Regions from separate parts of the Homo sapiens genome. Here region 2 is linked to region 1. A link is an interaction called in ENCODE POLR2A ChIA-PET data of the cell type or tissue named here. Cell type or tissue: Panc1. All regions are shown on one strand. Each heading gives the region's core, and the rest is flanking DNA. Links, peaks and the distances in the headings are about the cores only.

Evidence for each region. ChIA-PET counts read pairs that join two places held together with the same protein. Peaks named below come from ENCODE experiments on the same cell type or tissue, not always from the same donor. Only the 100,000 strongest peaks of a DNase experiment are listed, where the experiment ranks them.
Region 2: POLR2A ChIA-PET joins it to region 1 with 5 read pairs; 3 of 35 experiments call an interaction of 5 or more read pairs at or near these places.

What each region holds. Positions count from the first base shown.
Region 1 is chr15:52,489,109-52,504,784 of GRCh38, reverse strand. All of the region lies in intron 1 of MYO5A (myosin VA), which reads left to right. Among named protein-coding and RNA genes, the nearest start is that of MYO5A, 32 kb to the left of the region's middle. In Panc1, for the core only: no CTCF peak of the experiment used is centred there; DNase peaks (open chromatin) are centred at 7,814 and 8,006.
Region 2 is chr15:52,760,538-52,776,213 of GRCh38, reverse strand. All of the region lies in intron 1 of ONECUT1 (one cut homeobox 1), which reads left to right. Among named protein-coding and RNA genes, the nearest start is that of ONECUT1, 22 kb to the left of the region's middle. In Panc1, for the core only: a CTCF peak has its summit at 10,257 (motif pointing left); no DNase peak of the experiment used is centred there; H3K27me3 peaks cover 2,540 bases.

The sequences.
Region 1 (15,676 bases), core at 4,467-12,466:
CTGAGTAGCTGGGATTACAGGTGCCCGCCACCATGCCCGGCTAATTTTTGTATTTTTAGTAGAGACAGGGTTTCACCATCTGGTCTTGAACTCCTGACCTCGCGATCCACCCGCCTTGGTCTCCCAAAATGCTGGGATTACCGACGTGAGCCACCTCGCCCAGCGTTCTGTCAGACTTTTCTGTTCCTTGTAGCTGAAAGCATTCCTAATGTAAGATGTGGCAGCTTCAATGTGAATAAAGTTAATATAAAATTGGAGAATTTGTCTATATGGTGTTATTTAGGCACAGAAATACAGGTAATATGGGAATATGACAGCATTCGGGGGTGAAAGATCAATTCTAGTCATGCTTTGGACATTGCAAAACATGGGTATTAATGCCAAAGAATCCAGTCCTAGTCATAATTTCTAGGTTTTCTGGCTACCTCCTCAGTCCTTTCCCACTGTACTTACGGCATTTTAAAGTGTTATCTTCCCCAGGCTTAGAAACCTGAACATGACAGAGGCAAGGATTGAAGTTTCAATAATATGGGAGAAGCTAGCTGGGTATGAGTAAGAGTGAGTGGGTGGAGGACATCAATTAAAGGATGAGTGTGTAGAAACATATCAGTTTTCTAACCATGGTTGTTTCTAGGATATCCCAAGTTTATGGTATCTGCAAATTCTTGAATTTCAGTGGGGGAAAGAAGAGAACAAGATATTTAAAAAGGCAAAAAAAAAAAAAAAAAAAGAAGGAGAAACAGCAGCAACAGCCTTTGAAGGTCTAGAAAATTTTCATGCAAGCGTTAAAAGCTCCTTCAACTTAGGGTTTCACTTCCGCCTGGTTTCTGAACACTTATGTGAAGTTGATGGTAAAGCAATGTCGATCATGTGCTAACCCATTCCTGTTAAGTTTTAGATTAATGGTAAAATGTTTGGTAAATTTGTTCATTTGGTATGGAAAGTTAAAGTAGAGGTAGATAATACCTCTTAGAAGTGAGAAAATACATAGGACCCTTGTGGAAAAAAAGTAGTTAGGAAATTAAGAAAATTTGACCATATCAGGAGACGAACATAATAAGTTTCCACTTACTTAATTTTTTTGATTCAGTTTTTATTTCATTCAGTTTTGTTGTTTCTAAAATTTATTTTTGTAAATTTATTATTATTTTTCCTAGACATGGTCTTGCTCTGTCACCCAGGCTGGTGTGCAATGGCACAATCTTAGCTCACTGCATCATCCTCCCAGGTTCAAGTGATCCTCCCACTTCAGCCTCCTGAGTAGCTGGAACTACAGATATGCGCCACCATGCCTGGCAAATTTCTTTATTTTTTTTTTTAGAGACAGCATCTCACTATATTGCCCAGGCTGAACTCCTTGTCCTGAACTCCTTGACTCAAGAGATCCTCCCACCTTGGCCTCCCAAAGTGCTGGCATTTACAGGTGTGAGCCACCATGCCCAGCCTAAATTTATTTTTTATTGATACATAATAGATGTACATATTTTGCGGGTAATGTTATAATTTAATACATTGATATAATTTATAAAGATCTAATCAGTGTAATTGGGATAGCCATCACCTTCCCTATTTGTTTTTTCTTTATGCTAGAAACATTCAAATTAGTCTGTTAGCTATTTTGAAATATACAGTAGATTATTGTAACCTGTAGTTATCCCACTGATCTGTTGAACACTAGATCTTATTTCTTCTATCAAACTGTATATTAATATTTGTGCCCATTAATCAACCTCTCTTTATCTCCCCGTCCCTGCTACCTTGCCTGGCCTCTGGTATCCACCAGTCTACTCTCTTGTCTTCATGAGACCTACTTTTTTAGCTCTCACATATGAATGAGAACATGTGATATTTGTCTTTCTGTGCCTGGCTTATTTCACTTAACATAATGACCTCTGGTTCTATCCATGTTGCTCCAAATGACAGGATTTCAACTTGTACTTAAATTTGTATCGTTTGCTGAGACTTACAAGGCAATCTCTGTTTCCTTAATCATAAAGGAAGACACTAATTCTTTGTGTAACTGAAGAAATCAACCAAAATGTTATTTACTAATGGCACAATGAGAGAATTGATTACTTTAAATGGAGGCTGACACTTGCAAACCCCTGTATGTGTTCATCTGCCTTTTACATTTGTCAACTAGGTTGGTATCCTCTCTGTTCTCTTACTAAAAGTTTTGGAAATGGCTGGCCTTACTGATCAGACACTTCTATAGATGTGGTATGGTCAGAGGTTATATTATTTCTGGTTTGGAGTGAGAAAGAGAGTTTGTAAATGCACTATAGGTAAATATGGCAAGTCTGCAATTACAGCACTATTAAATATTTAGATCTTATGTACAAATGATACAGAATAATTACGAGCTTTATTTTATATTTTGTCTCTACTCTCTGTTGTTCAGTGTTAGACCCTGAAGTACTTCTGATCTAATTAGAATCCATTTTGTCAGGTTTTGTGAATTTCAAAAATTTATGTATGTATGTATGTATGTATATATGTATTGGGATGGAGTCTCACTCTGTTGCATAGGCTGGAGTGCAGTGGCGCGATCTTGGCTCACTGTAACCTCTGACTCCCAGGTTCAAGCAATTCTCCTGCTTCAGCCTCCTGAGTAGTTGGGATTACAGGTGTGTGCCGCCATGCCCGGATAATTTTTATATTTTTAGTAGAGACGAGGTTTCACTGGCCTGGCTGGTCTGGAACTCCTGACCTCAGGTGATCTGCCCGCTTTGGCCTCCCAAACAAAAATTTAATATTAGTTTATATATATAAATACTATCTTGACCACTATTTAAAAAAGATAATTAACAGCATCTCATATTAATATGGATAAATGTCTAGGATATATTGTTAAATAGAGAAAAGTAAAATACAGTGTGTGTGTGTGTGTGTGTGTGTGTGTGTGTGTAGTATATGTATGTGTGTGTGTGTCTGTGTGTATGCCTATGTTATGGAAGTTTATACTAGACTGTTTAGACTGCTTAAAATATTTTTTTCTGTGGGCAAGAGGGTTTTGGGAGATTTTCATTTTCTATTAATACTTTATTCAATTATGTAATATCTGAATTGTTATAATCAACATACATTCTTTTATAATCAGAAAAAAACAAATATTTTCTTTTTTCAAGTAGTGTAAACAAATATATTCCTTTTTCAATTTTATCTTATTTTTATTTTTATTATTTAGAGCCAGGGATTTGTTCTGTCATCCAGGCTGGAGTACAGTGGCACAATCATACCTCACTGCAGCCTTGAACTCCTGGGCTAAAGCAATTCTCCCACCTCAGTCTCCCAAGCAGCTGGAACTACAGACACACCACCACGCCCAGCTAATTTTTGTATTTTTTTGTAGAAACGGGGCCTCACAATGTTGCCTAGGCTGGTCTTGAGCCCTGGGGCTCAAGCGATCCTCCCTCCTTGGCCTTCCAAAATGGTGGGATAACAGGCATGAGACACCACACCTGGCCAAAGGTATTTCAAAGAGACATTTTTGAGTAAAAAAAAAACGTTTTCTGGCTGGGCGCGGTGGCTCACGCCTGTAATCCCAGCACTTTGGGAGGCCGAGGCGGGTGGATCATGAGGTCAGGAGATGGAGACCATCCTGGCTAACAAGGTAAATCCCCATCTCTACTAAAAATACAAAAAAAATTAGCCGGGCCTGGTGGGAGGCGCCTGTAGTCCCAGCTACTCGGGAGGCTGAGGCAGGAGAATGGCGTGAACCCGGGAGGCGGAGCTTGCAGCGAGCCAAGATCTTGCCACTGCACTCCAGCCTGGGCGACAGAGCAAGACTCCGTCTCAAAAAAAAAAAGTTTTCTGATTTTGTGTATACACACAATACAAACAATATTTAAATATATTTTATAATATATTTAAAGCATTGTTTGATGCTTTTAGAATTGAGATGCCTCACTCCTGATCCATTTTTTGGTGTTGGGATTAGCCTCTTGGATTAGGCATGAACTAAGAAGAACGTTTTTTGAGAGAAGGGAGAGAAAAGGAGAAAGCTACCTGAATGAACTGATTTGGAGGGTACTAAGAAAGGCTACAAATAAAAGAAAATCCATAAAGAATTTCTACAACTCAACGACAAACAACCAAAGAACCCTATTAAACTCCCTGTTGAAAAATGGGCAAAGAGGCCAGGCATGGTGGCTCACACCTGTAATCCCAGCACTTTGGGAGGCCGAGGCGGGCGGATCACCTGAGGTCAGGAGTTTGAGACCAGCCTAGCTAACATGGTGAAACCCCGTTTCTACTAAAAATACAAAAAATTAGCTGGGCCTGGTGGCGCACGCCTGTAATCCCAGCTACTCAGGAGGCTGAGGCAGGAGAATCACTTGAACCCTAGGGGCAGAGGTTGCAGTGAGCTGAGATCGTGCTATTGCACTCCAGCTCGGGTAAAAAGAGCGAAACTCCATCTCAAAAAAAAAAAAAAAAAAAATGGGCAAAGGATTTGAATAGACATTTCTCCAAGAATATATACAAATGGCTAATAAGCACATGAAAAGATGCTGAACATCATTAATCATTAGGGAAATGCAAATCTAGCCTACAATGAAATATCATTTCATGCCTATTATCACACAAAACAAAAACAAAAAAATACAAATGTTGAAGAGGATGTGGAGAAATTGGAACTCTTGTGCACGGGTGGTGATAATGTAAAATGCAGCCACTATGGAAAACAGTATGTCAGTTCCTCAAATTTTTATTTATTTTATTTTTTATTTTTAAGAGGCAGTATTCCTCTGTCACCTACGCTGAAGTGCAGAGGGGTGATTGTAGCTCACTGTAACCCTCAAAATCCTCTGATCACCCAAGCGATCCCCCTGCCTTGTTCTCCCAAAGCACTGGGGTTACAGGTGTGACCTACTGTGCCCGGCCCCCTAAAAAAATTAAACTGATAATTACCATATGATCCAGCAATCTCACTTCTGGGAATATACCCAAAAGAATTCAAAGCAAGGTCTCAAAGAGATACTTGTACATCTGTGTTCACAGTAGCATTATTCACAATGGCCAAAGGATGGAAGCAACCCAGTGTCCATTGGTGGATGAATGGATAAACAAAATGTCGTGTATTTATACAATGGAACATTATTCAGCCTCAAAAAGGAAGGAAATTCTGAAAGATGCCTCAACATGAATAACCTTGATGACATTATGCCATGTGAAATAAGCCAGTCACAAAAGACACATACTGTGTGATTCTACTTACATGAAGTACCTAAAGTAGTACAATCGGTAGAGACAAAGTAGCATAGTTGCTCCTAGTGGCTGAGGGAGGGGGAAAATGGGGCGTTCATTTAATGGATATGGAGTTTCGGTTTTGGAAGATGAAAAAGTTCTGTGGACAGACGGTGGTGATGGTTACACAACAAAGCAAATGTATTTAATACCACCACTGAAGTGTATACTTAAAAATGATAAAGGTTGTAAATATGTGTATTTTACCACAATTAAAAATAATAATAAAAAAAGAAAATCCATTAATGCTTCAGAATCTTCTAACCTTTTCTTGGCCATCCTCTTTGCAAGTTGTTATTTTAAAAGCTTAAATATCTTTAATGTCTTATGGTAAACAAGTATCAGTCCTTCCTTCACTGAGAATGAGATAGGTAGCTAGAACTGGGGATGGAGGAGAAGCTGCTTCAGGAGTAAAAGGGCAAAGAAAAAAGGAGATACTTTGGGCCACTAAAAGCAATTTCAGTCACATCACAATTTTGCCTTGCCTTGGCTCTGCCCCACAAAGCCTAGAATCTAGTAGTAGCTCTAGTTTTTAAAAATCTTAAATGATATCTTACATTTGATATGCTTTATGGAATTCCTGACTACATTCCTGAGCCAGCAAGACATTTGTAGAAATTCATCAAGTCTTTACCACTGCTATTCCATTAGGGGTTAATATGGGTGAGTATTCACATAATAATCTTGGTATGGGGTTGGTACTTCTAAACATCAAATGAAGGCAAACCATAAAGGAAAAAATTGACAAGAATATACAGTTTCAAGCTCTCTACAACAACAACATGTTCAAAAGGACATTAATAGGCCATCTGACAGAACAGGAAAATATTTTTAATTCTTTGGTTCAGGGCTCAATATCAATATATAAAAAGTAATAATATCTGTGAGAAAGACTAACACCTTAATAGAAGAATAGAAAACACTAAGGCAATTCACAAAAGAAACTTAGCCTGTAAACATTGAGGAAGTGTTCAACTCAGTAATGTAAGAAATGCACATTAAAATGAAGAGGTTTTTTTTTAACCAAACAAATTAATAAATATTTTTTAAAATCACACTTATTTCTTAGGGAAATGAACACTATCACAAACTGCTAGTGGGAGTAAAATTCGTTCAGTCTTTCTATAGGGCAGTTTAACACAATATATGTATCAGAAGCCTTAGAATTTTTTACACCCTTTGAGCTAACAGTCATAATTTTAAGATTTATTTTCAGGAAATAAGCATGAATGAATATTGGAAGGATGATTATGTCAGTGCTGTGGAATAGTGTATCCAAGTGGAGATAACGTAGATGTCCAGCAATAGGGAATTGTTTACATAGATTATATCTGTACAAACTAGTGTTTTATAATTTTATTAGTCTTCTTAAATAATTAATTTTTGGTTTTGTTGATTTTTCTTTATTGTACAATTATTTTCTAGTTTGCTGATTATGAGTTTTTGTTGTTTTCTTTTTTCTACTTTCTTTGAGTTTAATTTGCTATTCTTTTTGTAGCTTCTTGGAATGAATGCTCAGACATTGCTTTTCAGCCTTTCTTTGCTTCTAATATATGATTTAAGGATGTAAATTTCCCTCGAAGCAACACTTTGGCTATATTCCTCAGGTTTTGATATGTTGAATTTTTATTATTTTTCATTTATTTATTAATTTCCCTTGATAGTTTTTCTGTGAATCATTTCATAAAGAAATTGCTTTATTTCCAAAAATTTGGCAGTTTTTAAGTTATCCTTCTGCCCTCAATTTCTTCTTCTGCTTCTTTTTTTTTTTTTTTTTTTTTGAGACAGAGTCTCACTCTGTTGCCCAGGCTGGAGTGCAGTGGCGTGATCTTGGCTCACTGCAACCTCCACCTCCCGGGTTCAAGCGATTCTCTTGCCTCAGCCTCCCGAGTAGCTGGGACTACAGGTGCACACTGCCACGCCCGGCTAATTTTTTGTATTTCAGTAGAGACAGTGTTTCATCATGTTGCCCAGGCTGGTCACGAACTCCTGAGCTCAGGCAATCCGCCCGCCTCAGCCTTCCAAAGCACTAGGATTACAGATGTGAGCCACCGCACCCAGCCAATTTCTTCTTTTAAATATTTAAATTTTATTTATTTATTTATTTATTTATCTATTTATTTATTTAAGCTATTTCAGGACATCTGCTCTCAACTTCTAGCATAATTTCACTGTGAACAATGAATATCTGCGTATATTTTTTGAAATTTGTTGAGACTTGCCATCCTGACTCCTCATTCCATCTGCTGCCAGCTGCTTTTAACATTTTTTTCTCGGGCTGGGTGCAGTGGCCCACACCTGTAATCCCAACACTTTGGGAGGCTGATGTGGGTGGATCCCTTGATCTCAGGAGTTTGAGACCAGCCTAGGCCACATGGCAAAACCTCATCTCTACTAAAAATACAAAAATTAGCCGGGCATGGTGGTGCATGCCTGTAGTCCCAGCTACTCAGAAGGCTGAGGTGGGAGAATCGCTTGAGCCTGAGAGGTGGAAGTTGCAGTGAGTCGTGATTGTGTCACTGCAGTGCAGCCTGGGTGACAGAGCAAGATGACTCTGTCTGAAAAAAAAAGCTGTTTCAACTAAGATCACACCCTCTTGCAGGGCAGCCTATATCGGTGACTGACTGGTTGTTGCACAGGTTTAGTAAAGGCCCATCCCCATTGTGCCAACTCAGGACTACCCTGAAGGAAGGGCATTCCAGTTTCACAGCACCTCATGGGGTTGACTGAGGGAGGCATTGCATTCTTCTCAAAGTGTATATTGAATAGAACTTAAACTTTTCTCAGTGTTGAGTCATCAATAGTCCAATAGTACAATGAAGCCCTCATAGTCTACTAAGGTGTTATGGGATATTTGCCCATATACCTCAAGTCAAAATATTTGGAGGGCCTGCGTCCTTCATGATAATGTCATAAACCCTTACTTTTTGTTATATTTTCAAAGCTCCTCTAGATCCCTGTATTTTCACAGCTTTTCTTCCTTAATGAATACTCTTCGGAGGGTCTTCCTAGATTTTAAGAACCTTCTTTAATCCCCAGCCATTTTATAACTCGACTTCCTCTTTCACCTCAGCCACAAGGGACTGGACCAGGAGTGGCAACCTAGTCATTCCGTGTCCATTTCCTGGGACGTTTCCAGGGGAGGAAGCTTACTTTCTGTAGTTACACCTGTAAACTTGAAGCTCAGGAGCTATGCAGTGGGCATCTTTTACCAGTCATGTGGCCTAGAAAGCACAGGGGGCAGATATACACAAATGAGCAGAGATGAGAAACCAAGAGGGATGATGAGCCATCTAAGCCCTGCTTCCAGTCCTGTCTGAAGCACTGTTCCTGTTCTTGGACTTCATGAAGGGACCTATATCCTTATAATCTTCTTTGCCTGCCTTAGCTTAACTCAGGCCAGTTTATGCTACTTAGGACAACATTAATTTTCTTTTTTTTTTTCATTTCTCTTTTTTTTAAAAATTATACTTTAAGTTCTAGGGTACATGTGCACAATGTGCAGGTTTGTTACACATGTGCCATGTTGGTTTGCTGCACCCATTAACTCATCATTTACATTAGGTTTTTCTCCTAATGCTATCCCTCCCCCTGCCTCCCACCCCACGCCAGGCCCTGGGGTGTGATGTTCCCCACCCTGAGGACAACATGAATTTTCTAACTTAAACTCAGATGAACTTGGAAACTGTATAACAGATAAAATTATAAAATAAGACTAGAGGTAGAGTTTTTGAATGAAAACAAGGGATTCTCTCTCAAGAAAAGCTTTAATGCATGCAAGGACTTTATGCCTTCTCTTTTGACCACTCAGAGTCCATTTTTGCTTCTTAAACTTCTATTTATCTATCTATTTACTTATTTTAATTGACAAGTAAATACTGTATATATTTGTGGCTTACAATATGATGTTTTGGTATATGTATACACTATGGAATACCTAAATCAAGCTGTTTAACATATGCATTACCTCACTTTCTTTTGTGATGAGAACACAAAATCTACTGTCAACAATATTCAGATATACAATATATTGTTATTAACCATTGATTATCATGAAGTACAATAGATCTCTGGAACTTACTCTTCCTGTCTAACTGAAATTTTGTGTTTTTTGACCAGTAGTTCCTCAATGTTCCTGGCCCTCAGCCTCTGGTAATCTCCATTTCACTCTCTGCTTCTATGACTTTGACTTTTTTTTACAATCCACATATAAGTGAAATCATGCAGTATTTATATCTCTGTGACTAGCTTATTTCACTTAACATAATGTCCTCCAGGTTCATTCATTGTCCCAAATGACAAGACTTCCTTCTAAGGCTGATTAGTAGTATTCTATTGTGTATATGTATAGTACATTTTCATTATCCATTCATTTGTTACTGGACACTTAGGTTTGCTTTGGATAGTTGAATTTTGGCCATTTTAAAGTCAATTTAATTTTTTTAGTATTTTAGGCTTAAATATATTTTGATATATGTCAAAAAATATGGATATATATATATCATATATCTCAAGAATGAATGCTAGCTAACATTGAAACTTGTAGATAGTAGAAGGAAAATTAATTTGCCAATAGGACATTGTTGAGAATTATGTTATTGCCAACCTTTAACATTTATTGTAAAGTCTATGCAATAGCTGTTCTTGCTTATGTATTGAAGTGCTCAGGTAGATAAATTCAGCGGAATCCTTAACACTTGCCCGTAGCTTGGCACCTAGCACCTAGGATAATAGATAACAAGAAAGGCCAGGCACAGTGGCTCATGCCTGTATTCCCAGCACTTTGGGAGGCCAAAGTGGGTGGATCACCTGAGGTCAGGAGTTCGAGACTAGGCTGGCCAACTTGGCAAAAACCTATCTCTACTAAAAATACAAAAATTATCCGGACGTGGTGGTGTGTGCCTGAAGTCCCAGCTACTCGGGAGGCTGAGTCAGGAGAATCTCTTAAAGCCAGGAGGGGGAGAATGCAGTGAGCCGAGATGGTGCCACTGCACTCCTGACCGGGCGATAGAGCAAAACTCCATTAAAAACAAAAAACAAAAAACAAGAAATAACATTAGATCTTTTATTTAATCATAATGTTATTTTGAAGGACCTCTGTGACTAAATACTATAGTATATTTGTAACCCAATACTAAATGATTTCCATTGGCAAGAAAGATCTGTGGGTGTTAGCACAGAACCAAGAAGACCCTTGGTCCCTTGTACATCTGTGGGCTTTGTTCTGGTCCCCAGCCAGAAATTTCATCTTATATTTTTGTTCATATTGGATAGCAGATTATGGGTGGATTAGTGAAAAGCCATCCTTAGTAATAGGGAATGTTTTGATGATGAGTCATTAATGCTTTTTGTTTGGAGATCAAAGATGACACCATTCAGTGATAAACATGTATTTCCTTCATATGATATAGGGAACATGTTTGACTCTGTATTGCTGATTTGCTCTGGTCCTCCCTGCCTCATTCTTTTCTGTCTATTACAGGTCGACATCTCAGATTGTGGGGTGTTGGAGCGAGGGGCCAGGCAGTGAAGCTTGCTGTGCTCGTAGTTTGCTCTTGGGCTTTTAGTTGTTTTTTTCTACTCTTGTATGATACAAGCTAAAATATGGTTTCGTAATATTTTTGTTTCAGATAATTTATTATTGAATACAGATTATAGTTTCAGATAAAGAATATACTTTTCCTATATTTCCCTCACTTCCTTCAATTCTTGTCTATGGAGGCTGTGTAACAGTAACTCAGAATGCACGGTATTTCTAGTGTGTGGACCTTGTTGTCAAGGTTTTAGACACACTGAGCCTAATGTCTTCTAGAGTATAATATTATTGTATAAGCAAGTATCAGTGCTAAAGAATACATTTTTTTTCTTTTTTTTTTGAGACTGAGTCTCGCTCTATCGCCCAGACTGGAGTGCAATGGCATGATCTTGGCTCACTGCAACCTCTGCCTCCCGGCTTCAAGCGATTCTCTTGCCTCAGCCTCCCGAGTAGCTGGGATTAGAGGGGCCCGCCACCGTGCCCAGCTGATTTTTGTATTTTTAGTAGAACGGAGTTTCACGGTGTTGGCCAGGCTAGTCTCAAACTCCTGACCTCAAGTGATCTGCCTGCCTCGACCTCTCAAAGTGCTGAGATTACAGGTGTGAGCCACCATGCCCAGCTCCAGTAATAAATTTTTGAAATGGAAGAAACATTCTCCATTCTTTGTTAATGTGCTATGGGAAAGAGTGGCTACATATTTATTTTATAGCTCTGGAATTAATGATTCAAAGTATTATACATCTCATTTGCAATGCTCCATAGATTATTTAAGATCATTTGCTAGCCACTTAATCTGTGGCTATAATTAAATTACTCTCAAACTTCCGGCTCTGAGATTTAGTTTTTCTTGGACAAAAGGCTACCTTTTCTATCTCTATCTTCCAAAACATGTTCACTAACTCTTGAGAGTCCCAATCAAAAGCCTTTTTCACATATGGCCTGCACCTCAGGCCTTTCTTCCCTCAGGCCTTGGTGATAGACTAAGGGTTCTATAAATTCTGATTCTCATCCCCACCAGCCTATAGGCTCTGTTGACTCATAGCCTAAGCACTATCTCTGAGTTTTCTCCTATGTTTAAAAACTACCAAAACTTTTTATTATGGGAAAATCTCACATATATACTAAAGTAGAAAGAACAGTACAATAAATTCCCATGTGCCCGGGCCCCAACTTCAACAGTATCAACTCCTGGCCAATCTTATGTCAGCTATATCCTCACTCATTTTGCCTTTCCATGTTATTTTGAAGCAAGTCCCAGACATACTGTTAATTCATCCCAGATATTCCACTGTGTATCTGTGCAGAAAAGAGCATAGCAGGCCTGATTGCTGTCCTTTGGAAGGCCTGTTTACAAGGTTGGCCCTTGGCGAGCATCTGGGAACTTGGATTTTGGGAGGGTTCTCAACCACCCTAACTAGTAGTAGTGTACTGTACCTAAGCTTTGTGTGCAAACTACATGGTTTGTGGTGAATACTTGCTTTCCTTCTGGGAGTCTGGAATCTTAGTAAGTGCTATACAGAGTTTGCCTATGTAACCTGTCCTCAGTAAAAACTGAGCAATGTGTCCCTAATGAGCCTCTCTGGTAGACAGCATTATTGTAACTAGCCGCTGGGGGAATTAAGCCCATCCTGTGTGACTTCACTGGGAGAGGGCTCTTCGAAACCTGTATTTGGTTTCCTCTAAACATTATGTCATGCACCTTTTACTTTTGCTGATTTTGCTCCGTGTCTTTTTGCTGTAATAAATCTTGGCCACGAGTACAGTTATATGCTGAGTCTTGTGAACCCTCCTACCAAATCACCAAACCTGGGTGTGGTCTGGGGATCCCTGACAGATTATCTCTAACATAAGCACTTAAAAAAATCTATATATCTATGTATGACCACAAAACCATTGTGACACCTAAAAATGTTTATAATTCCTTAATATTATCAAATATCAAGCCAGTGTTTGCATTTCCTATTGTCTCATAAATGTCATATTCTTTTTGTCTACTTTGTTCTAATCAAGGTTCAGGTATTGCAACTGGTTGACACTTATTGTAAGTCTCAAGCTATAGGTTCGTACTCTATCTCTTTTTCTTTTCTTTTTTCCTTGAAATTTATTTTGTTGAAAAAACTGGATCATTTTTCCTGCATAGTTTCCCGCAGTCCAGTTTTTGCTAATTATGTTGCCATGGTGTAGTTCAATGTGTTGCTTTGTAAATTAGTAGTTGGATCTAGATGCTTCGTGTATGAGTTTTTGAAAGCCCAATGCCTTCATATATCCTGAGGATATGCCTTAATTTCCGTTTGATTAATGTTTGCCAAGAACATTGATGTACTTGGATAAAAGGGGATTAAACAGTAAATATCTTTGTTTTTGTTAGCATGAGACAGATCTTCTGACACTTGGAGCCTGACTCATGTTACTTTAGAGAATCCAATAAAAAATACATGGCTTAGTGTTCATTACTTGCTTTTCAGGAGGTAACCCTGGCGGGGATCTCTGAGCAAAAGCTGGCTTTAATTATCTAGAGTTGGTACAGTGTCATTGTGACTAGATATTATGATGTAGGTGGAAATGTGGGGTTTTCTTATTTTTTAAAGACTCTATAAAAACAAAATATTAATAGAAAACATCAGAACCCTACTAAAAATTGTAGACCCCCACATGCATTAATTTTCTATGCAATGAAATCCTTCAGTACCTTAGTAATGAAGTTCTAATTAATGAGTTACTTAAGTCCCTCTTAATTCAACTTGGTAGGAATAATCCAACAGCCAAGGCCCAATGTAGTTATCATCGTAGGTCATCTTTGGAGATGTGCCTTTTTTGAAACAGCTGGATGGTTGGGCGTTTAATAAATATTTAGAATGTAAATGTATACTTAAATTTAAAAAAATTAAATTGTAAAATACACATAACGTAAGTTAACCATCTTAACCATGTGTAAGTGTACAGGTCAGTAATGTTAAGTACATTCATATTGTTGTACAACCAGGCCAGGCATGGTGCTCACACCTATAATCCCAGCACTTTGAGAGGCTGGGGCAGGAGGATCCCTTGAGCGCAGGAGTTCAAGACCAGCTTAGGTAACATAGTGAGACCCCGTCTATACAAAAAATAAAAAAATTAGCTGGATGTGGTGGCTGCACCTCTAGTTATAGCTACTTGGGAGGCTGAGGTGGGAGGATTGCTTGAGCCCAGGAGTTTGAGGTTGCAGTGAGCTGTGATCATCACACCACTGCACTCCAGCCTCGGCAACAGAATGAGACCCTGTCTCAAACAACAACAACAACAACAACATATTGTTGTACAACCAATCTCTAAAACTCTTCATCTTGCAAAACTATATCCCTGTACCCATTAAACAATAACTCCCTATTCCCCACTCCCTCTAGTCCCTGGCAACCATTATTCTACTTTCTCTCCCTATGAATCTGACTACTCTAGGTACCCTATATAAGTGGAATCATATAGTATTTGTCTTTTCATGACTGGCTTATTTCATATGGCGTAATGTCCTCAAGGTTCATCCATGTCGTGACATCTTTCAGAATTTCCTCAAGGTTCATCCATGTCGTGACATCTTTCAGAATTTCCTTCTCTTTTGAGGCCAAATAATATTCTTTTGAGTAAATACACCACATTTTTGTTTAATCTATTCATCCATTGATGGACATGGGTTGCTTCCATCCTTTGGCTATTGTGAAGAATGCTGCTGTGAACATGGGTGTACAAGCATCTCTTTGAGACCTTGCTTTCAAATCTTTTGGATATATAACCAGAAGTGGGATTCCTCGGTTATATAGGAATTATATATTTAATTTTTTGAGGAACCACCATACTGTTTTCCGTACTGGCTGCACCATTTTACATTACCAGGGTGCAGAGGTTCTAATTTCTCCAGGGCACAATCGTTCTAATTTCTCCACATCCTGTCCAACTCTTGTTATTTTCTAGTTTTTTGATAGTAGGTATTCTAATAGGAGTGAAATGGTATCTCATTGTAGGCTTGATTTGCATTTCCCTAATGATTAATGATGTTCAGCATCTTTTCATGTGCCTATTGGCCATTTGTGTATCTTGTTTGGAGAAACGTCTATTCAAAGTCTTTGCTCATTTTAAAATCAGGTTGTTCATCATTGTTGCTGTTCAGCTGTAGAATTCTTTTATTTTTGTTTTAAATTTACTTAGAGACAGGTCTCACTATGTTGCCTAGGCTAGTCTTGAACTCCTGGGCTCAAGCAGTCCTCCTGCCTTGGCCTCCCAAAGTGCTGAGGTTACAGGTGTGAGCCACCATGCACAGCTGAGTTGTAGAATTCTTTATATATTCTGGGTATGAATCTTTTATCAGATATATGATTTGCAAATATTTCCTTTCATTATGTGGGTTTCCTTTTCACTCTGTTGATTGTGCCCTTTGATGCACAGAGGTTGGTTTTTTTTTTTTTTTTTAGACAAAGTCTTGCTCTGTCACCAGGCTGGAGTGCCCTGGCACGATCTTGGCTCACTGCAACCTCTGCCTCCTGGGTTCAAGCAGTTCTCCTGCCTCCGCCTCCCGAGTAGCTGGGACTACAGGTGCGTGCCACCACGCCCGGCTAATTTTTTGTATTTTTAGTAGAGACGGGGTTTCACTGTGTTAATCAGGATGGTCTTGATCTCCTGACCTCGTGATCCGCCCGCCCCGGCCTCCCAAAGTGCTGGGATTACAGGCATGAGCCACCGCGCCCAGCCGATGCAGAGAGGTTTTAAATTTATTTACCTTTTTCTTTTATTGCCTGTGCTCCTGGTGTCAGCTCCAAGAAATCAGTGCCAAATTCAGTATCATGAAGTTTTCCTCCTGTATTTTCTTCTAAGAGTCTTACAGTTTTAGCTCTTAACATTTAGGTCTTTGGTCCATTTTGAGTT
Region 2 (15,676 bases), core at 4,834-12,833, 270 kb before region 1:
CTTCTGTACAGATTTGAGGCATCCAATCAGTTAGATTGTTTCTGCCTCACCGGAACCTGTTACTTACTGAGAGAGACATGATGTGAGCACGATGCTAATGAGGTGAAGATTGTGGGTCCTTTGGGTCCAGTTTTCACTTCCCGGTGTTGGTGGGCAGTGATGGTTACTCACATTCCATCCAGCCACTTCCCTGGGTACAAGGAGCCCTGAAGAACCAGTGGAAGGGGTTAGCCCAAATCCATCCCTGCTGTTAGAGAAACAAAAGTAACTCCCCAGTAATGGTAGCTCAAGAGCTGTCTATCTATAAACAAAGAGAACAGCAGAGTAGACAGAAGCACAGACATGTAGGTGGGGCAGACAAATGTTGGAAAGTCTTGGTTTGAGTCACTTACAAATCTATCTGTGATGGAAACTAATCAGTTTAATGGCAAGCATATTTTCATAAGAAAACACATTTTACTTTCCTCCGATCTAGTTATTTTCACAGTTGTTCCATAAGCAACAGACTTTTTTAAAGAATTGTTTTTAATTAATAAATATTTTGAACATATACTAAATGCACATCATTATTTTAATTTGAACAGCATGAAAATGTATACAGAAAAAAACAAGTTTTCCTCCCAATCATATTCCCTAAGTCCCCAAGTCCCCCTCCCTTAGAAGAAACCCCTGTTACCAGTTTCTTGTATATTCTTAAGAGATAGTCTATGGCTCTTTAAGAGTGTGTGTGTGTGTGTGTGTGTGTGTGTGTGTGTGTGTGTTCCTCTTTAAAAATAATCAAGGGCCTCTCCCATCTCCCAAAAGATAACTTTCTAGGGAAAGTACTAAATGGCTCTTACTTCTTTTAATTATTTGGCCAGAAAATTGCCTCCCTAGAAGATGCTGCCCAGTGCAATTATCTGAGTAATGAAATTAAAAGAGAAGTAGTACAGGGTGACCACCCCTCTGCGTAGGTTGAAAATGCTCCCAAGTGCTTCAGTGGTGGTCCCCTTATTCTAGCTTATTCTAGCTCTTTTTTTTTTTTTTTAGACAGTCTTGCTCTGTCACCCAGGCTGGAGTGCAGTGGCGCAATCTCAGCTCACTACAACCTCCGCCTCCTGGGTTCAAGTGATTCTCCTGCCTCAGCCTCCCGAGTAGCTGGGATTACAGGTGTGTACCACTGCACCAGGCTACAATTTGTATTTTCAGTAGAGACAGAGTTTCGCCATGTTAGCCAGGCTGGTCTTGAACTCCTGACCTCAGGTGATCTGCCCACCTCAACCTCTTATTCTAGCTCTTTTATGAAAGACAATTCAATGTGTGAAAGATGTTCAAAATGCAAGCTTATAAAACATTATATCTACCATACAGTTTCCTCTTTTAAAGTAATAAATACACTCAGACACAACTACAATATCATTTTGGAGCACTACCCTCAACACAAGGGTGGAGATTTTTTCCAAAAAGTTAATTATTGTACCGCTTATATATACTTTTTTGAATTCTGCTTTTGTCATGACATAGCCTTAGTAAATTTTTTTTAACATTTGTTTGATACTTACCATGTTCAAGCACCTTGTATCTTATTTCTTAATTTATGTTTTAATTTCAATGCTTTTTTAAAAGGTAACTTCTGGCCAGGTGCGGTGGCTCACGCCTGTTATCCCAGCACTTTGGGAGGGCGAGGTGGGAGGATCACGTGAGGTCAGGATTTCAAGACCAGCCTAAGCAACATGGTGAAACCCCGTCTCTACTAAAAATACAAAATTAGCTGGGCATGGTGGCGCTTGCCTGTAGTCCCAGCTATTTGGGAGGCTGAGGCAGGAGAATCACTTGAACCCTGGAGGCGGAGGTTGCAATGAGCCAAGATCAAGCCATTGCACTCCAGCTTGGGCAACAAGAGCGAAACTCTGTCTCAAAAAATAAATAAATAAATAAATAAATAACTTCATTTCTTGTTGCAAATTATTAGTATTATATACATCCTTTGAGCTGGAGCTGCAGGGTAAAACACTAATAAAGAAAAAAAATAAAAGAATCACCCACAGCACCCCACACAGATAACCCTCTGTGTGTGTGTGTGTGTGTGTGTGTGTGTGTGTGTGTGTGTGTATCCTTCCAATCTTTTCCCTATGGGATGGTACATACTACTACTTTGTAACTTTTCAAACTAAAAAATCCCATTATTAAATTTATGGTGGAGTATTTGAAAACACATAAAAGAATAATGGAGACAATAAAAAATCTCTGGTAATTCCATCATCCCTGTCCTTTCCCAAATATATCATGAATAGCATTCATTTATTCAACATATAGATAGAGAGAGAGGATATTTGCAAGAGCCTTCCTTCTCTCTCATTATCCATTTATGATTGGAGTGGACTCAGGCATTCCTTTTTTTTCCAGTGGCTTACAATTCATTACTGTACTTAACTATTTTGGTGCTCAAATTGTCCCAGATTTCACTGACGAGAGCCCTTTCCCTCTGACTCCTGTGTCCCTATGACAATGCTTACATTTTTTTTTAACTTTCTGGCATCATAAGATGTTCCAAGCTCATTTGGTACATATTCTGCCCCAATCCTAGAATGTGCCACTTCTTTGATGAGCCCTGGTTTATCCTGGTGGGGAAACATGTTAGAGTCCAAGACAGCCTAGGCACTAAGTGTGCTCATGGCTTTAGGGTGACTTTTGGTTTTCTACCCTCTCAGACAAAGCCAGGAAACAGATACATATACATTTATTTACACACACATACAAATATGTGTATACACATCATACATACATAATATCCATGTACGCATAAACATGCTTATATACGTGCTCATGTACGTATTTCTAAAATCATTAGTTCATACCAGTACCTCCACCTCCAATTGCAATATATCCTCAGAGGATTTTTCCCTGCCTTCCCCCATTCCCTATTTATATGTCTTTTCCTGCACAGTGGGAACTCTGGTACCCAGTAATCTACCTCTCTCTCTCTCTCTTTCTCTCTCTCTGTCTCTCTCACACACACATTTACTCATTTGCTCAATCCTGTAATACATCTAAAATCATTTCAAAATTGCTTTGCCCATACCCATAAAATAAACAAACCTGCTTAAAAATGTTTTAGTTAAGATTCATTTGCAGTTCTCTCTCCCCACCCCACCTGCCATACCCACGCCCCAGCATCACTTGGGAGCTTGTTAGAAATCCTATGGAATCAGAAACTCTGGCTAGAAACTCTGGCTTGTCACGTTTTAACAAGCCCTGGAAGTGATTCTAATGCATGTTACAGCTTGATAAGCACACGCCAAAATATGCAGCTTGGGTTTGTTATATGCGTATGTGTGTGTGCACTCATGCCACGTCTTATTATATAAAATAACACTTTAAACATCCTCTAAATGTAACAACCCTAAAACAAGCCCAGTACAAACTAATAGGGTTCCTGTCACAGCATGGGTGTGGAGCTGCAGAAATTAAAACAAAAACAACAAAAACCCTCCAGTTCTTTAGTTCATCTCTTGGAGCCAGCCCGGTGGATAATAAGGAGTGGCACAAAAACCTTGTTCTTCCTCTTTCTGGGCATGAGATACACTTACTTGCCCACAGGGATGCCCTTCAGTCCCACAGCTCCCTCCCTTCCATGTTAGGCACTTGGCAGTAAATTCAGACAAGTCAAGATGAAGGAGGCCCTGTCAATTAGCGCTAAAAAGCTCACAGCCATTACTCTGATCTTTTCCTCCATTCTCACCCAACTTCCTCTTTCATCATAATCACAGAACAAAACCCTCTGCCTCCAATGAACTCCGTGAACAAACTTCACACACATCTCGCTTTTTTTTTTTTTTTTTAGATGGAGTCTCGCTCTGTCGCCCAGGCTGGAGTGCAGTGGCACGATCTTGGCTCACTGCAACCTCTGCATCCCGGGTTCAAGCGATTCTCCTGCCTCAGCCTCCCAAGTAGCTGGGACTACAGGTGTGTGCCACAACGCCCAGCTAATTTTTTGTATTTTTAGTAGAGACGGGGTTTCACTGTGTTAGCCAGGATGGTCTCGATCTCCTGACCTCATGATCCACCCGCCTCGGCCTCCCAAAGTGCTGGGATTACAGGCGTGAGCCACCGCACCCGGCCACATCTCGCTTTTTTTTCCTCTGCCAGGTTGTCTATGACAATCAATGCAGCTGGGTTTTACAAGTACAAGTTCACTGTGGGGAGAGAGGAGGGTTACCTGGGCCCAGTCCCACAGAAAGATCCCACAAAGCAGGCTTTCCTGGACCTGAACTCACAGGAATTACCTGGTATTCTTCTCAAAGCACAGATTCCCAGGCCACTCTTAAGATTCTGATTTAGTCAGCCTGTGTTTTTGCCAAAGTATGGAGTAATTCTCTTGAGCTTGGAAAGGTCTAAAATACTGTCCTAGGAGCAAGTGGCTCTCCAATTTATTGGGCATCCAAATTACTGAGAAGCTTGTTTAAAATATCTGCCTGTGATGGGTGCACCAAAATCTCACAAATCACCACTAAAGAACTTACTCATGTAACCAAACACCACCTGTACCTCAATAACCTATGGAACAAAAATGAAAAAAAAAAATTTAGTGATTATCAAAATTACATCTGTTAATACATGCTCATTGTAAAAAAAAACAGACATTACTTAAAGATATAAATAAGAATGCAAACAACATCTATAATCTCACCATTTAGGAAGAAACACAATTTATATGTTGGTATACATTCTTCTAAACTTTTTTCCATAGATATATACACAGACACACACACACACACACACACACACACACACACACTTGCTTTTTATGCAAAAATGAGATGATTCTATCTATGCAGTTTTGTCATCTGCTTGTCCTTTTTGTAAGATCGGATGAATAGTTTTCCACTGCAATAAATATACATCTACATCATCATTCTTAATGGCTATAGAATTTTCTACTATATTTATTTGTTCATTTATTCAATAAATGTTCATATATAGACCAAGCACTGAGCTAGATTCTGGGGATGTAGTCATAGGTAAGCAAGTCTTTGCACACACAAATTTACCATAATTCATTGATTAACTCCCTATAGTTTTCACTACTATAAAAGGATCTATGATGAATATGTGTACTTATATTTTTGAGCACTTGCCTGAATATAGCCTTAGAATAAATTCCTAGAAGTGTTAATTACTAGATCAAAAGTAAATATATTTTAATATTGATATAAATGCAGATCATCTTTCAGAACAGTTGTTCCAATTGATGTTCCCATCAAAAGTGCCTATTGCTCCTTATTCTTGTCAACATTGAGGATTAGTAAGGTTTTAAATCTTTGCCAAGCTCAGACAAAAAATTAAAATAAATGTTCTCTCTCTCTCTCTCTCATAAACTGACACAGAGTTCATATCCTTTGCCCTGGATGTTCTTTTATTTCTGAGTGATTTGTATAAAGAAATTATTGTGTATTTTACAACTGCTTCTCAATTTTTGTCTTTGGATTTGATTTGTGGTATTTTTAAGCCATATTAAAGTTCATTTTTTTCCACGTTAAAAAATTAATTAAAAAACAAAATATCGGCTTGTGAATCTCACTCTCAGAGACAGTAGGTATAGGATGAGGTTCCAAAATGTGCATTGTGAACAAGCCGCCCCTTTGTGCTCCCAGGCGATGTTGATGTATTTGGGCCACACCTTTACTGGAGTTCACGCTCGGGACTCTCAGCCCTTGTTACTCAGAGTGCAGTCCCGGACCAGCAGCTAGACATCACCTGGGAGCTTGTTAGATGGTCAGAATCTCAGAGTCTACCCTGGCTTGCCGAATCAGAATCTTCGTCTTAACAAGATGTCCAGGTGATTTAAGTTTGAGAAGACTGATTTAGAGGAGTGGTTCTCAGCCTTGGCTAAGTATTAGAATCACCGAGGGAGCTTTCAAAAATCCCAGGCTTAGGCCTCTGCGAGACTGAATAAATCAGTATCTCTGGAGATGGATCCCAGGCACGAGTGCTTTTAAAGTTTCTCAGTGGTTCCCATTTGCAGAGAAGACTAAGAACTTCTGAGGGTCCTTCCAGTCTCTCCCACTGCAGAATGCAGGCCAGCCCTGAAGCCCAGGAGAGAGAAATGATACCCTAACCCATGGATCCAGGGCTCTATAATAGCCAGAGGTCCTACTCAAAAAGCCCAATGGCTTGGCAGTTGCCAGAAGAAAAAGAAACAAAATGGGATATCATTTCACCTTATTTATAAAGCATTCTTTGAGTCTTTCATCCCTTGAATTTGAATTTCTTCAAGACTCTTCTGCTGGAGTCATCTCATTAATTTATTGTTAAGGTTTCTACCACACAGACTCTCTGGATATTTGCTGACATTATCCATAAATCTGATCCTTATCTCCTCTCTAAGGCAAATATGGACCAGTCACCACCCAAACTTAGCAAGGACGGATGCAGACAGTACACCTCTGCCCTCTGGTACTCAGTGGCCCCTCCTGGGCACCTAACCTTGGTAAAGGGAGGTGATTACCTACTCCCAACTAATTTCAATGTTCCACCCCAAATTAGTTTCCCCTGTGCCTTCTGCTTCTCCAGCTCTGTTGCTCTAGTCTGCTCCTTACCTGTCCCTGAGCTCACTTCAGACCCAGTTATAGGAGTGGTGGCAATACCAAGGACTCAGCCAACCTTTACTGACTTCCCAGTCAGTGACATTTCAGCTATATCCCCATATATTCCCCATATATATCCCCATATGTTTCTGATATAACATTTCAGAAATCTCCCCATGGTGCCATTAAACTACTGCAAAAATCACTATCCAGTAAAGGGATTAAGGCTATCTCATGGAACTTCATTCTATGCACACATTTTCAAAACTTAAAAGACTTGTGTCTCTTGCATCTCTATTTTCTATGGAGCCACATCCAACTTGCTTTCCCAACAAGGGTGCTGAGTATGCCAAGGAAATAATCCATGTTCTAGTATTACAGACTGTGTGAGAGAGATGGGTAGGTAACTAACTAATTATACTGTGGGGAAGGTGCTCTGTGGGCACAAAAGACAACAACTCTCCCTGGATGGGAGAGGGGATGGAGAAGGCTTAGCAGAAAAGAAGATGCTTGAGGTTGACCTTCATTGCACAGGGATCTTTTTGTATGGAAAAGAGAAAAGGAAGGACATTCTGGATGTAGGAGACATCTTGAGCAAAGTAGTAGGGATGTGGAGGTTCATATCTAGGAATGACTTCTGAGCAGTGTGGCAGGAATGATTGGTATTGAGTGGGCAGTAGTAGTAGGAAGTGACATGGGAAATGTGGTTGAGGTCAGGGTGTCAAGGTCCTTGAATATCATGGTAGAGTAGCCGCCAAGGGCTTTCATCTTGGGCTTTTGGGAGACCCTTGTGAAACTAATTGTATCATGCATGTCATTGGAAGAATAGCATTTACAGTTTGATTCTACAGACAACTTTCCAAAAAAGCAAACAAGGAAAACTTCACTAATTTGAAATTAATTAGAGAAAATGTCTGATGACTTAGTGAAAACTCAAGATTGTAGGTTTTTTAAAGAAATTCTGTTTTATAACTCTCAATTACTATAAATACTATAAAGTAACATATACATCTATTAATTAGAAAAATGAGGTCGATAAGCTAAGACTTACAATTCACAATAGGCATATATGAGGTAAAAATAAGCATGTAATTCATCAGATGTGCTTTTTGTTTTGACTGTTTTGTGGAATCATCATAATAACTAGAGCATCTATATCACTCCAATTATTGGAGGCAAACTATTGAGAGTCTTTTTTAAGTGAGGGATACTGATGGAATAAAACTCCAACTGATCAGCCAATAACAGAAGTTTAGGAATTTAGAATTCTAAAAGAATTTAGAAAAATCCTTTTTTAGTTTTAATTTTTAATTATGGATACATAATAGTTGTATATATTTGTGGGGTACATGTGATATTTTGATACAAGCAGACAATGTGTAATGATAAAATCAGGGTAACTAGGGTATCCATCACTTCAAGCATTTATCATTTCTTCATGTTAGGAACATCCCAATTCTACTCTTTTAGCGATTTTGAAATATACAATAAATTATAATTAACTGTAGTCACCCTATAGTGCCACCTAACACTGGGTCTTATGCATTCTATCTAATTGTATTTTTGTACCCATTAAGCATCCCCTCTTTATCCCCCACTCCCCACTACCCTTCCCAGCCTCTGGTAACCATCATTCGACTCTCCATCTCCATGAGTTCAATTTTTTTAGATCCTACGCGTGAGTGAGAACATGCAATATTTACCTTTCTGTGCCTGGCTTATTTCACTGAACGTAATACCGTCCAGTTCCAACCGTGTTGCTGCAAATGACAAGATTTCATTCTTTTTATGGCTGAATAATATGTATATATGTATATCTACCACATTTTCTTTATCCGTTCACCTGTTGATGGACACTTAGATTGATGCCACATCTTGCCTATTGTGAATAGTGCTGCAATGAACATGGCAGTGCAGATATCTCTTCATATACTGATAGAAATCAAAATTCTTGAGCCAAACTTCCAGAAAAGAGACCTATTGCCCTTTGCTACTGACCAAACTAGCAGGCGCAAGGCCGCAGCTTCTCTCTTCCCACCAGTTCCTTTGAAGCTGCAGTACAGGGGGAGAGCTTCATGGAGGGAAGGGTCAGGTTGATGGGTGTCTCTTCCTGTGAGTATAAAAACTGATGAGGCTGTGCTCAGGAAAGTGTGTGCACATGCGCGTGAATGACCAGCGAGAGGACGATGCCAGTATCATTGGGTACGAAATGCATTCTTTCAACGAGAATTCTCAGCTACCATTCTAGTTCAGGTTTAGCCTCTATCACAGGGAAAACAGAACAAGGGAGAGAAGACAAACCTTGTGGAGAGAAGAACTGAGATAGTCTAGAATCACACCAAAATAGCTGTTTGTGGGGTCAAAGAAAGCGAAAGCTGGTATGGTTCTCTGTTTCCCCATAGTCTGTGCCTGCAGAGGAGCGGGAGGTGTACCTCCCGATGTCCTCCAGTGCTGTCATGGGGCCCTGTGCTGGCTCAAATCCCAGCTGTACCATTTTGCTGTTGGGGTGACTTGGGCCAGTCTCTTAACCTCACCGAGATTCAGGCTGCTCATTCGTCAACTAGAGAGAGAATAACAGTGTCTCCCTCACGCCCTTATTGTGAGGCCTGGTAAGGTGACTCATGAATGGGGCTTAGCTCAGGAGATGCTGTCCACCCCTCCCAGGCCCAGGCAACCTTGTCCAGGGTTCCCATCTCTCCTGGGATGCAGCTGTGGAGCTTCACCTGGAGAAGACAGGTCCATCACCATGTTTTATTCACTGACTCAGGAAGGACTCCAGGCAGCAGACTATGGGATGGCAGGATTCTGTCCTGGACAGCTCTGCTAGAGAAGCAGACCGGGGGCAGGGAGAGGCTCCAATGACTTTCCCGACCTGGCTTTGCCAAGGCCCTCTGCTCCCGCTCTTTCCTTTTCCATTGGGTGAGCTGCTTCCTTCAGCTTCTTCTCAAAGCTGATACACACAAGGAGACAACTATCCCATGCTCCCCTGCATCCTTCCTGACATGGGACTACTCCAGTCCCTTTCCCAGGCCAGCATGGGTGTGCTGTCTGCTATGCTGCCAGAACTCCCTTTGTCTCAACTTCCATCCAGCCCACTTTCCTGGAAGGCCAAACTGCAGTCCTTTCAGCCACATCAAGACGGATCTGGCTGACAACTGGCCTGCTGCTTGGCTGACCAACTGCTGCTGTTCTGTTCACCTTGGGTGCAAGTTCTCTGAGCTCCACTTCACCCGTTCCCTCAGCTCTTGCCCCCATTTCACCATCCTGGGGAAAGTTTCCATGATGTTTCACTGGTGCTGCCCTCTGCTTCCAGGGTCCAGTGAAGCTGGAGGCCCAAGTCCCCTACTAACCAGCCCGCAGGCAAGCTGCCTAACCTCTCTGACAGGGTTTCACCTACAAAAAAAAAAAAAAAGGAAGAATACCTATTTCTACCTCACCTGAGTTTTGTGGGGATCACATGATAAGGTTTTATGGAGGTGTTTTAAGCACTATAAAGCAAGACACAAGGGTGAGTTACGGTGATTATTCCCCACTGGGAATGTCTGCTCTCTGCATGTTCTTATTAGGCTTTCCATGTGTGTGACCAAAAGAGTTTCCATAGTTGCTCTGGCTACTCACAGAGACACAGCAAACACAGCTCATGTCCAGTAGGTTGTTTGGGCTCCACCTCCCTCTGCTGGCCATCAGTTTCCAGACAATCTGTGCAGGACTTTGCTTCCCATGCAAAGGATTTCCTTGGCCGTATCAATTAGAGCTCACTCGTGTTGCTTTTCAAATGGCACACTGGGCTGTGCCCTCTGAATTTGCCACTTAAGAGCTCCTTTATCACCCAAACAACTGGGGACACAGCTTATAAAAATATACACTGCACAGTAAGATCACTCAAGGCAAGGCAGATAACATTCTGACCTAGGACTCCTGGAGTCTGAGCTCTAATCCTGATGGTCTCGGTCAATCCAAAGGCTCTTTAATCTCCACAGTGTAGGTACTGGCCTGGAATACAGGCTCAGGAACAGTCCTGCCATGTTTGCTTGCATAGTTTCCCCTTCATTTGTCTCTCCCTACCCCCACTGCGTTTTACTGAAATCTGTTTATTTGTGTGCTCGCTCATCCACATATATTGTCTCTAAGAGTTTACTTTGAAAAACAGCTTCAGCTGACAAGAGAGGGTCTTCAGGGCTCAATGCACATGAACAGCTGACTACCTCTTGTCCTTTGCCACAGACCAGAAAAGGGTCTCTCTCAGTGGCAGGTAGGGGTGAGAGCAGAGGGCTCACCCTGTGTGCATGGCTGGCTGCCGCTGCTCTTACAACTTGATAGAGATGTAATTCACATACCATAGAATTCAACCCATTTAAAGTCATCCAGTTAGTCACAGAGCTTTGCAACCACAGTCAATTTTAGAACATTTTCATCATCTCCCCAAAAAAGAAGAACCATACCTATTAGTCACTCCCATTTCCCACCACTACCCCTTCAGCCATAAGTAACCACCAGTGTGCTTTCTATCCCTGTGGATTTTCATATTCTGGCCCACATGCTTTTTGATATTGTTGTTCCCTACCCCTGAAGCCCCAAGCTCTCCTGAGCAGGGTTTGCAGGGATGCCATGGCCAAGCCCATCAGGAATCTGGGTAGCAGCCCTGGGCTGGCTCTTGAGAACTTCAGGATGTGTCTTGCCTTACCAGTGCACCCCCATCTGACCCAGAGGCATTGGAGCAGCAAAGGGGCTGAGGGCCGCCTGGACGTTTCTCTTCTAAATCCAGGCAAGACACCCCTTGCGTGACTCGGACGTCACAGACTTACCTGTGTGAGAACACTTGGCCCTGCATGCTACTGAGGGGTTGCAGTTTTCAGCATCTACATCAGCCTTTAGGGTGAAGATGCTGCATCTCCAGCAGGCCCTTATGACAATGCCAAGCTGTCCTTAGATGTCAAGGCAGTTTCATGGTGTCCTGGACATCTCAGCCTTTCCCCTTTACTGCTCTCTAGTCCACTTTCTCTGCGATGATGTTAGGACAACATATTCTAGGGCAGCTATTTCGAGGGAGAAAATACTTGTCTAGAGTCTAAGGACTCACAGAGAGCAAGCCACATATGAGTGGATAAGCTGCCAGCACACAGCTCAAGCCCAGCTCTGTGGCCACTGATAGATGTGTGATCTTGACCAAGTCCTTCACCTTCTTTGAGCTTAGTGTCCCCAGCTGCAAAATGGAATACGATGGCTTCTCTCACCTCACAAAATGGTACTAAGAATTAGTAAGACAATATATTTGCTCTGGTTTGAATGTGTCCCCCAAATTTCATGTGTTGGAAACATAATCCCCAAATTCATAATATTGATGGTATTTGCAGGTGCATATCCACGGAGCTGGGCCAGAGCTTGTGTCTTCAAGAGTCCAGGCTCATTTAAGAAGCTGTATCATAAGTTCATTTGGCTTTATTAATGCCTCCCAGGCCAATATATGTATGCCCACATATTCCCAGACAAATTCTTGGCAGACTTTTGCATAATCCAATCAGCACTTTATATGTTCTAAAGTCCTTTGTATCATTAAGTCAGGAAAATGGATATAAGTTAGTATACAAATGCTTGAGTGACAACTGATCCTAAGATGTTACTATATACTATGTTTTAGAAAGTGTGTTCTAAGACAGGGCTTCTTAAACTCTAGGTAGTGAAGGACTAGCTTGTTGGTTTGTTTCTAACTTCCATCTGTCCTGAATGAATAATTTTGATAATACAATAAAAAATATATTACTAGAGAAATAATCACACATTTGAATGTTGCAGCAATGTCAAACTGCCATAAACATTTCTAATTGCTTATTCTCAATATTTTTTACTGACCTCGTTGCAGGTCAGTAGTGGTTCACAGACCAGCACAGGTCTGCCAACCACACTCTGAGAAACTGTTCTAAGGATCACCATTCCTAAGAGAAATTCCCTGAATAAAGAGTTCTTTGATCAAATAAGTTTGGGAGAGCCTGTAAGCTAGAAAGTGTTGATGCTCAGTAACATATTAAAGCTCTGAAAAGTCCTGCATTAAAGAAATTTGGTTAATCATTAATTAATTCAGCATTTCCCAAACCAACTTGACCTCACAACTCATTGTTCACAAAATACCTTTCAACCTCCTGCAAAGTTACATTTCTTGAAACCCACTTGGCTCTGCCTTGCCCACTATAGGCAAAGCAGTCCCCAGGCATGCCTGAACTAGAAGTCTCTGTCCTTTGCCCACACCCTCATGCTCTGTTTTTTTTTTCTTCATAATCTTTTATTCCCGTGGCACACAAAGTCATGCTCTGACTTTTACCATCTTTCATGCCTACTTCTACCTCCTCCATGGTACTCACTTTGGGTGACCTCACCCATAAACATCAAAGTCATTTGTCTGATATACTTTGCCAGTGAATCCTATAGAGCTGTCTGCTTGCCCACCCTCATGGAGGTGACTCCTAACAGATCTTCATCATTAGTACTACCTTTCACCAACAATGGCCATCTCCTTCCACTTAATCCAGTTAACTGACAAGTATTTCTCTATTTTTAATGGAAACTGTACCCCTACATAAAAATATTACATTCACATAAAACATGTGTGTTGCTCTTCCCTAAGCAGCACTACTTCTTGTCATACTCCTTTTTCATTCTCTCTCTCTCTCTCTCTGTCTATCTTGCACATTCCTGTCGACTCTCATAACCTCCAATTGGGGGTTTCCTACCTTACAATGGGTAATCTCTACTCTGAAATCAATTCCGTGGAAATTTCAGCTCTCACAGCTATAGTCTGGTGAAAGCTTCTAGAAGTATGACTTGTTTCTGTGGGTTGCTCCACTTAGCCTCCCCTGGTCATCGGTGACTCTCAGTAAGCTTTAGTCTACTCTCCATTTTACTGATATCTCTGCTTTCTTTTTCAGCACCTCCAGCTTTGGCAGCATTTCCTCCAGATCTAATCACATCTACTTATTCGCAGACATACCCCTGCCCCATACCCACGTGGATACTGATCTGCCCTTACAACCAGGCCCTAGGCCAGGGCGTCCTGGAGATACAGAGCAAGTCAGCCAGGGTCCCTGCTCCAAGAGAATCTCACTTCCCCAGGTTCTGGTATTGTAACGTCTACAGTGCTTGAGGTCCCAGGGCAGGAACTTCCAAACTGCATTTCCCCAACATTAATATTGTATAAGACATTAATCGACAGTCTCCACCAAAAAGGGTTCTGGGGTCAAACAAATTTGAGAAACAGAATTAGCTGTGCTTACATATGTTATGAATCTTGAGGAAGAGGCAATATATAATAGATTTTTTTAAATGTCCTTAATCTGCAAACCATCTTTTCAAGGAACCCCTGTTTGAGAGAGTATCATTCTTCTGATGCCATTTGGGAAATGCTGGCTCAGGGGTAGCTTCAGCAGACAGTCCTGCCAAATGCCAAGGACCAGACTGAAGTCATTCAAACATACAATCTGGCTAGATGGAAGATGAATATCTCTTTCTGATTTCCCTTAGCTCTGCCTTTTGAATGATAAATAAGTCAAGTCTGTACCCAATGCTCAGTTATTTACTTTCCCATGAGTGAGTGTTCTGTGTAATTTACCATCTAGAGACCTAATGACTTCCAAGTCTATATTTCTAGCCCAGATCTCTCCCCTGAACTCCAGATCCCATACATCCTGCTGTCTGCTGTACAACCACCTAATGGAGACCTTTAACAGAATGTCCAGCAAACACATCCAATGCAATTTGTTCCATAGAGAAGTGGTTACTATCCTCATAAAACTCATTTCTCCATCTGCATTTCCTAATGGCCCCATTACTATCATCCAACCAGAAACCTGGCAGATGTTCCAGACTATACCTTCTTAGCCAAGTAGTCAAGAAGTCTTCTTGATTTGACCGCCCAAGAAGTTCTTCTCCGATTCTGCCATTGTCTAATTTTGGGTCCTCATTACAGTGGTTTTCTTTTCTTTTTCTGAAATGGAATCTTGCTCTCTTGCCCAGGCTGTGGTATAGTGTTGCAATATCAGCTGACTACAACTTCTGCATCCTGGGTTCAAGCAATTCTCCTGCCTCAGCCTCCCAAGTAGCTGGGATTACAGGCACCTGCCACCATGCCCTGCTAATTTTTGTATGTTTAGTAGAGACAGGGTTTCACCATGTTGGCCAGGTTGGTCTCGAACTCCTGACCTCAAGTAATCTGCCTGCTTCGCCCTCCCAAACTGCTGGGATTACAGGCGTGAGAAACTGTGCCTGGCCCTACGGTGGTTTTCTGACTTGTATTTTAGGTACAGTTCTCTGCAAAGCAGATTATGAGTTTCTGAGATGTGCATTCAGAAAGGTTTTCGGAGCATGTTATGGCAAATAATCCCCCTGGGGGTGGTGAAGGAAGTAAGACTGGACAGAAGGAGGAGTTGAACAACAATGTAGGTGCAAAAATAGCCTCATCCAATTATATGGAGTGCTCTTGAACCAGATGACTCTTTAGAGTTGTCTCACTTGATGCAAGGGATTGGGGTGAGGGTCCTTAAACCAACACATTTCCACTCTCCTAGACCACCACCTTTCATACCCCCATCTCCTACAGCCCCCCACCCACCCCCACTAGATATGGGCAAACCCCCACCCCACCCCAGAGTGGCATAACCTTTGGCCAAGGGCAATTCGAGAGCCACCTGTCACCAACCCTTCCAGCAGCTGGAGGAACAAGTGCACAGTCCTGAAGGGGGATCTGGGTAGTAGACCACAGCACCCACTGTAGCATTCTTGTCCCTAATCTTGCTGCTTTCCAGTTCTCCCTCCACAACTCCACCAGAGGGGTTTTTCTAAGCCCAAATGTAATCACACTACACCCTTACTCATGCCTCCCCCTACCTCCTCCTTACCTATGAGATGATTCATATCTGAACTCTGTCTATGCACGAAGCCATCTCCCACAGCCTTTCCTTCTTGTGTGCCCTCTTGCCTCACAAATACCAATCTACTAATACTTATCAATCCTTCACAATGCTGCTCCCTCTGCAGGGAATGAGCTTTCCCACTCCTCTCACTAGAAAGCCTCCATTTATCCTTTAGGGCCCATCTGAGTGCCTTCTCTGTAATTCCTTCCT